Regions from separate parts of the Homo sapiens genome. Here region 1 is linked to region 2. Evidence: chromatin contacts called from ENCODE Hi-C or POLR2A ChIA-PET data. All regions are on one chromosome and are shown on one strand. Each heading gives the region's core, a stretch centred on a gene start or an enhancer-like site at or near the end of the contact. The rest is flanking DNA. Distances are from core to core; before and after follow the strand shown. Region 1 has its middle 39 kb from the start of CTNNB1. Region 2 has its middle 230 kb from the start of CTNNB1.

Region 1 (3,884 bases), core at 882-3,381, 190 kb before region 2:
AATGGGCATGAGGAGGCTCCATCACCTTCTTCCTATTTTCTCTGTTGTTTTCCAGCCTTGGGGACAAAGCTGGGATTCTTAGGGCCGAAGTCATCAAGGTTGCCTGCAGGTGTGCCTAGAAGAGATATGGTTTCAGCAAGCCTTCTTCTCTCTGATTTCTAAAAGGTTTTTTCATCTAATCTGAGGTCCCTGTCACTTTCTACCCTACCTCATCCCAGAATTGAGGTCAGAATGGACTTGTGTGGGATTTTGGCCCATGTAGCAGTGTGCCTTTAAATCTGGTGCTGGCAGTGGTAGCGGTGATGGTGGGTGTCACCTAGGATGGCATAAATTTCTCCTTCTGTGCCCAAAGCCCACCTTTCCATTCTTTAGTTTTTAGTTTAAAATTTAACTCTAATCATACAAATTACAGGAAAGTACATTCTTCTTGTGAGAAGTTAAATCAAAACACAACTGATAAAGTTAAAGACCTCTTTGACCAACAGTTCTTACCCCCTGGCAGCCCCAGAGGTAACACCTACTGCAGGGAAGGTGTGTATTCCTCCAGTTCTTTTCCTACTCATTAACATGCATGTTACGAATTGCTATCGTTAGAGAAAACATGAAGAATATGTGCTTAAATATATCAAAGACATCCTGTTTTAAACACTGTTCCACAACTTGTTTTTCCATTTGACTTGGTCATTCAGGTTGGTAGGACTGGACTCAGAGCCACTGGTCTGGTCGCACAGCCAGGAGGGTATGAGGAAGGCTGGAACTCTGCCCATCTCCACTAGATTAGCCCAGAGGAAGGGATGCCTTTCTGGAATTCGTTCACCCAGAGGGGATCATCTTATTTTAATTCATAGAAAGATATGTACTGTGGTGGCCCTGGATGGATCCTCTACACTCTGTTGCATTGCATCATAGTATTCCATTTTGTGGGTATAGTGTATTTTATGTATCCATTCCCACAACTGGACACTTGAGTTGTTTTTAGTTGCTCATGATCACAGACAAAGCTGCAATGAATAGCCCTGTACATGTGTCTGAGTACACATGTGCAAGCATTTCTCCTAAGAAGTAGTGGGATTACTGGTCATAGGGATGCACATATTAAATTCTACCAGCGAAATTGCCCTCTGAGGGTCCTACCAATGCACAGTCCCACCAGTAGTATACAACAATGCTCATTTCCATCATCCTTGCCACCACTTGCTGTCAGACTAGACTTTTTTTCTAATTGTCTTCTGTCTTAGTGTATTTGGGCTGCTGTAACAAAATACCATGAACCAGGTGACTTACAAACAACAAAAATCTATTCTTCACAGTTCTGGAGACTGGGAAGCCCAAGATCAAGGTGCTGGCAAATTTGGTGTCTGATGAGGGCCTGCTTCCTGGTTCATAGATGGTGCCTTTTTATTGTGTTCTCACATGGTGGAAGGGGCTAGCTAGCTTTCTGAGGCCTCTTTTATAAAGGCACTGATCTCATTCCTGAAGGCTCTGTCCTTGTGAACTAATCACCTCCCAAATGCCCCACTTCCTAATACCATTACCTTGGTAATTAGGTTTCAACATATAAATATTGGAAGGACACAAACATTCAGACCACAGTATCTTCCCCCTTCTTAATGTACCCCTGGTTGACTCTATTGCTCTGGGGTTGTTCCCAACCTATTGTTTTATTTTGTTCCTGGTTTCCTTATTATCTTGATCTCACCCTTGGCTCGCTGGGCACCCAATCTTCCCGTTCCTTGGTCCACCTGCTCTGACAAAGATCATCTGCTCTCATTTTAGCCTGTATTCTAGGTGGCAAGTGGGCTGGAGAACAATACTGCTTCCAACTGGCTGTGTGACCATGAGCCAGTCACTAGGATGGGGCCTCAGTTTTTCCACATGAACCATAAAGGAACTGGGTTACAGGAACTCCAGGATCCGAGTTCTCAAGTTCTGACTTGAGTAGGACTAAAAATTTTTATTTTAAAGAGACACTTGTCCTCATGGGCACTAACCACTGTTCTGGTCTGTTTAAAACATTCACTGTGAGCACATACAGACATGAGTCATTTGAAGAGGTAATGGGTAGGTATGACTTTTATTGCTCCCATAAATTATGTCACCATTCATTTCTGTGTTTTCATGGGTGGGGTTGGGTGACATCAGAGAAAGGACTTCTCGGTCTGCTCAAGCTCTCAATCAGCTACCAAACATTTCTTGAATAAATCAGGCCCACTTCCAACTCTGCCTCCTTCCACTTCCTTCTTATCTTCAGGCCACATCTTCCTTATCCATTCAGGAAATATTTATTGAGCACCTACAACATCCCCTACTGCATGGCCACTTTTGGAGAAAGTGAGAGTGGAAGGTGGATTAAAAATACAGGGTGGTGGAAAGTGCTTTTACGAGCTGCCAACTCTCATGGTTTAGTTCAGTGTTGTTTAATAGAACTGTCTGTGATGATGGAAATGTTCTGTAAAATCTGTGCTGTCCAATATGGACAAACTATAAGTGGCCATTGACCAGTTGCTGTGGAAAGTGTGGTTTGGGATCCCTGAATATAAGTAAGCAGTACAGGGCTGGGGGTGCTTTGCAGCAGATGCCCTAGAAATCAGTTCTCACAATCCTCTCTTTGAAGCCTCAGTCTCTTAATCTGTAGAAAATTGTTTTGAGGATCAAAGCACATAGTGTATAGGTTTTAGTACAGGGCCTAGCTCATCATAGGTGTTCAATCAAGGAGTACTTCCTTTCCTTCTTGTAAAGACCTGGTTCTCAGGACTCCTGCCTGCTTAGGACAAGTAAAAGCTTCCATCTCAAGAGGCAGGACTTCAGGAGCAGAGCCTGTGCCTCTGGGAGGGCAGGCTGAAGAGGCCACTTCCTCCCACAAAGGCTTCCAGTGCTTTAGACTCTGATTCACTCAGGTGAGTTGCACAACTTTATGGATGCCACAAATCATATCACTCTCATTCTGGGGATTTTTCAAGTGTGGGAATTTGCCTCCCCCACTACCGCCTACCTAGACAGGTGCTAGAATATAATAGGTGCTCAGTAAATAATGTGGGTGGATTAATCACCCAAAGTTGAGTGGAAGCCAACAGTCATGGGTTGTAGACTCTCCCATCTCTGCCTCTCCAGGAAAAAGCAAGGACTCTGGGGTAGCAAGCTAGGGTTTGAGGCTCAGTTATGCCTGTTACTTGGCTCTTTTATCTTGGCAAGTGCTGACTCTGCTCGGTTTCTTGGTGTTCTCCTCTGTCCAGTGGTAGAATTGTGTGACCTGACTCTCTCTCTCTCTCTATATATATGTAGGCTGCTTTTTCTGGGCAGGTCCTGAGGCTGAGTATAGGCTTTAAATACACATTTCTTCTCAGATTGAGGTTTGTCCAGGCTGATCACTCATCCTCCTGCTCTGCCCATCCCCCCAATCCCCTTACACAGCGGGAGCCTTGCAGTTGGTTTCCTGTGACTCCAACTACAAGCGAGCGGGTTTTCTCCTTCCCTTCCTTGACCTCACCCAGCAAGCACTCCAGAGACAGTCAAAGCAAACAGAACTTGAGCGACCTGGGCAGGAAATGTAGAACAAAGGAGGGCTTCTTTTATCAGCTGTTCCCTTCTGTTAGAAGATAAATTGTGAGCAATAAACTTAAAAAAAAAAAAAAACTGTAACAGAATAAAAATAAGTTAGATAATACTTTGATGAAATGGAGGCATTTATTTATTTATTTATTTATTTATTTATTTATTTATTTATCTCAGATGGAGTTTCGCTCTTCCTGCCCAGGCTGGACTGCAATGGCACGATCTTGGCTCACTGCAAACTCCGCCTCCCAGGTTCAAGTGATTCTCCTGCCTCAGCCTCCTGAGTAGCTGGGATTACAGCCGTGCACCACCACGCCTGGCTAATTTTGTAT
Region 2 (4,049 bases), core at 71-2,570:
CTTTTGGATGCAGTTGGTGTTTCTCCAAGGTGCTTATTACCTGTTACGGTTATTGCATGCTGGGACTGAGGTATAAACACTTCTGCTCAGGAGACCGAAGGCAGGTTAGGGGAGGCTGTAGGTACCTAGTTGGTAGAGTTTGCTGCAGAATCCTGGAAACAATATTTGGTCTAGGCTCAGACAGCTCTAGTTCAATGCCAAGATCTGCCTGGTATTAGCTGTATGGCATAGGACATGCCATTTATTGTTCCTTCAGTTTCTGCATCGTAAATAGTGATGATTTCAGGATTGTTGTTAGATTATGAGGAATATGGGAGAGTGCTTTGTACACTGTAAACACAATTACAAATGTAGTATGTTTTTCCTGTGCACACTCAGCAATTTGTATGATTAACTCTTTTGCATCTCTGCTTCTCCCTGTTGCTCTAGTTTGTTCACATCCAGGGGGCTAGATCAGACAAGCCTACACAGCTAGTAGCAGGTACGAGGAGGCATCGGATTGTGGCAGCTTCTTCTCTCCAAAGATGCCTCATGTCATTGTGCTTTCAAGGAAAAACAGCAAAGTATTTTTTTCGTTTTTTTTTAATTGGTATGTTGATATCTACTGGCGTACATTTTGTGTAACAATAGGCAAATATTAGGATTGTTAAGATGTTAGAGTAGGGAGAAGGATGCAGGGAATAGAGGACAGAGATAAATTTTACAGTTTGTGAAGATATGCGTGTTCACATCTTGTTTTGTTTTTCCTTTACCCAAACAAATAAATAAGAAAAACTGCCCACTTTGCTCTCTTATCTACCCTTCCTGTGTTCTCATTGGGGCAGAGCTCTGCTGGGGAAGGAAGCGGCCACAACCCCAGGCATTTACTACCTGTTCTCCCCACCTGCTATTTGAGAGAAGTTTTCAAGCTGAAGTTCGTACAGCTGCATTCACTTGGACATGAATATCTGGGAGTTCACGGGTTTGTCTGCCCCTTTGGCCTGAGAGAGCTGGGCGGAAGCCTCCTTGACGTCTGTGTTGACTCTCTGTTTCTCTGGTTTTTCTCTGGCCCAGTTTCCTGTTCACCTCTGTCCTCTGCTGTCTGGTAGGCTTGACTCATAGGAAACCACAGCCAAGTCACCTAGTGGTCTGAGTCACTGACCTTTGGAGCATCTCTTTCTTAAAAAACAATAAAGACAAAAGTAAGTGCCTAAGTAAGTACTGCATTTTGCAATAGATTTCAGCTAAGTATTGCACTGAACGGTTAGTTCTGGGAAGTCCCCACTTGTGACTTATTTTTGGCAACTGTGCTATAAGCAAATCATTTTATCTCCTAGCAACCGACTTCCCTCTTCCCTCCCTCCCTCCCTCCTTTGTATCCACAAGTGTTTGCTGAGAACCCTTTGTGTCCAGGCACTACATTAGGTTCTGAGCACAAAATGAAGACATAGAATGGTCCTCAACAAGCTGCTGATGCCCATAAGAAAGAGGCCTGCAAACATGTGTAAACAAGTGTGACAAGTTCACCGGCAAGGGGCAGCACAGGGTGGCACTGAACTCAGCCTCGGTATTGCCCTGACCACATGGCTGCATGTGAGCATGCCAGGTGAGGTGAGCAGGAGAGATGTTCTAGGCAGCGTTGGATGATTCTCTGTCACATTCCTTTGTGGTCAACTGAATTGCTCTCTTCAACTGCAGCTTTCACTGAGGCCACTTGAGGTTGCACAACTCCTTCCAGACACAGGTGAGCTCCACAGAGGGAGGATATGGACAAGGGGCTAGATTGGAAGGAAGATGGAGGAGAGTGATCCTTACAGCCCTGACATCGGTCAAGGGAGGCTAATAGCAGTGACCTTCCCCATCAATGTCATGTGGACTGGACAGCAATGACCAGGTGATCCATTGGTGGGGAAGTGTCCCCACAGGGACAATGGGGAACAGTCTATTCAGAAGGGACAATATGCTCGTAGCTGATGCTTTTGGCACCCTGTAACAAATCCCCTCAGCACACCTATGATTTTGTCACAGATCTGGTAGAGAGTGCAATGTGGGTTCCCATGACAATGCCCTCTTGAAACATGAAAAATGCTTCCCTGTTTTTTTGCCTCAAAGCCATCTCTGAAACTGGGAGCCCAGTCAGCCCCCAAGCAAGTACAACCTGCAAGTATGGAGAGGTAACGCCCTAGGAGCCATCTCTAACCAGTGAAGAATGAGAGCCAGTAAGCAAGTCTAGCCACTCCTCTTTTGGAGGGAACATTCTAGAAGGCATTCTGCACACTTGCCAAAGGTCACAGAAGAATTGAGCCCCTGTTGCCCAAAGCAGCAACCTTAATGATGCACACTCAGTGGCTTTTCATTCTTCCCTGTCTCACTCTCTCCCTTTTCTTTCACCTCTGCTTTTTGGGATCTCCTCCCAAATAAACCACCTGCACCAAGTCCTTGTGTCTAGTCTCAGGCTGTGATTTTAAGGGAGCCCAAACTAAGAGAGCAATATTATTAAAATTAAAGTTTTGAAATGAAAAGCATTTGAAGGTCCACTAGCAGTCTCCTTAAAATACCACCTACTACCTTTTGGTATTACCATTTATACCTGAGCCAGAGGAAAGGAGAATTCCAAAAAAGGCCTTAAAAACCCTCTGACCCACAGGAAATAGCTGCCATCTAGTCAGGCTGGGCAAAGGGCTTAGTAATACAGAAAGTGAAAAGGGGCTCATGGGGGCCTTAGCAGGGTGACTCAATTTAGTGGGTGAGAAGGAATTCTTGTTTAACTTAGGGGAAAACTACTGGGTAATATTCTTTTCCCTAGTCATAATGGTTACATTAAAAAAAAAAAAAACCCACATCGCTAGAAGGGCTAATGGTTAAGAAAAGATTGGGACAATGAGGCTCTATATGAACTAAAACGCTTATATTGTTACATTCATAAAAGCATGTTGAATTAAGAAAATAACAGGAATTTTATAGTTTGAAAATGAAAATAAAAGTTAATAGACACAAGGCTTCAAGATGGCTGACTAGAGGCATCTGGTACTTGCTTCCTCTGCAAAGAACTGAAACAGTGAGTGGATAATCACACTTAGAATAGATCATCTAAGAGGGAACACTGGAATGCAACAGGAAAGCGATAGGAAACACCTAAAGCAAGGAAGGAGAGGAAAGCAAGGCAGCCTGATTGGCTAGGAGTATGGAGAGGCTCTCCAATGCAGGAAAAGGGTAAGTCAGAGACCCCCAGTGGTCTGCATTCCCAACACAGACTCCTGCAATCCTAGCCACGAAAGAACCTCTTGACCACCAAGGCTGAAGTGCAAGCTGCTGCACATTTTCATGAGCCCTGAGGATAGACACTCCCACCTGCCACTGCCGCTTGGGGCTGAAATACATGCTCCCCAGCCACCTGCCTACTGCTTCTGCCACTCAAAGCAACCCTTCCCTCCCTAGGAGGGCTGCAGTGAAGCTGCTGCCACCTGCACTCATGTAAGCATTCCTCCAGAGCCTGAAAATCACCCAACCCCTGCCTACCACAGCCAGCACCTGCATGTGCAACCAGGTCCTCCTGGCCCAGCTTCACCCTCTCCAATGCCCAAGCATGCTTCCCGGGGGCCTGAGGATTACCTAACCCCATCCACCATCATTGATACCTAAGCACTCCTCCAGAGGGCTTGAGGTTGAGCCCACCCAATGTGTCACTACCACTACAGCTGGCACCTACCCACACATGCCACATATGGGCCTGGGGACTGGCCCACCCATCCTGTTGCAGCCACCCGCAATACCAGTGCAGGCTGCTCAGGAGCCAGACAGTTGTTCCACCACTGATACTGCCATTGCCCATGTCATGCTTGCTGTTCAGGGTCTGAAGCCTACTCACCCATCCACCAGGTCCATGATGGCAACTACTAGCACCTGAGCAAGTCCTCAAGGGGCCCAAGAATTGACCCACCTGAACCTGTGAACACTGATGCCAGTGTATGCTGCCCTAGGGCCCAAGGACAGGAATGCTCAGTTTGCCACTGCCATTGCTGAAGCCCATGGACTGATTTACCTGGTGTTTCCATCCTCAGCAAAACTTC

Evidence for each region. Hi-C counts contacts between places; a loop is a spot of excess contacts on that map. ChIA-PET counts read pairs that join two places held with the same protein, here RNA polymerase II (POLR2A). Pooled maps may share reads with other maps.
Region 1: a loop to region 2 is called in a map of endothelial cell of umbilical vein, with 6 times the contacts of the local background. The contact joins two enhancer-like sites. A Hi-C loop is called at or near these places in 1 of 168 maps with a recorded cell type or tissue (endothelial cell of umbilical vein) and 3 of 50 pooled maps. POLR2A ChIA-PET finds 5 or more read pairs at or near these places in 3 of 52 experiments (GM12878, Panc1 and activated T-cell).

The regions. Positions count from the first base shown.
Region 1 is chr3:41,158,203-41,162,086 of GRCh38, reverse strand. No RefSeq gene overlaps it. Among named protein-coding and RNA genes, the nearest start is that of CTNNB1, 39 kb to the left of the region's middle. Within about 2 kb of position 2,131, at least 6 of the 41 ENCODE cell types and tissues checked have a DNase peak (open chromatin) inside an H3K27ac peak, as active enhancers do.
Region 2 is chr3:40,968,907-40,972,955 of GRCh38, reverse strand. No RefSeq gene overlaps it. Among named protein-coding and RNA genes, the nearest start is that of CTNNB1, 230 kb to the left of the region's middle. RefSeq lists a silencer at 1,303-1,352 and enhancers at 645-1,844, 3,683-4,049. Within about 2 kb of position 1,320, at least 29 of the 41 ENCODE cell types and tissues checked have a DNase peak (open chromatin) inside an H3K27ac peak, as active enhancers do.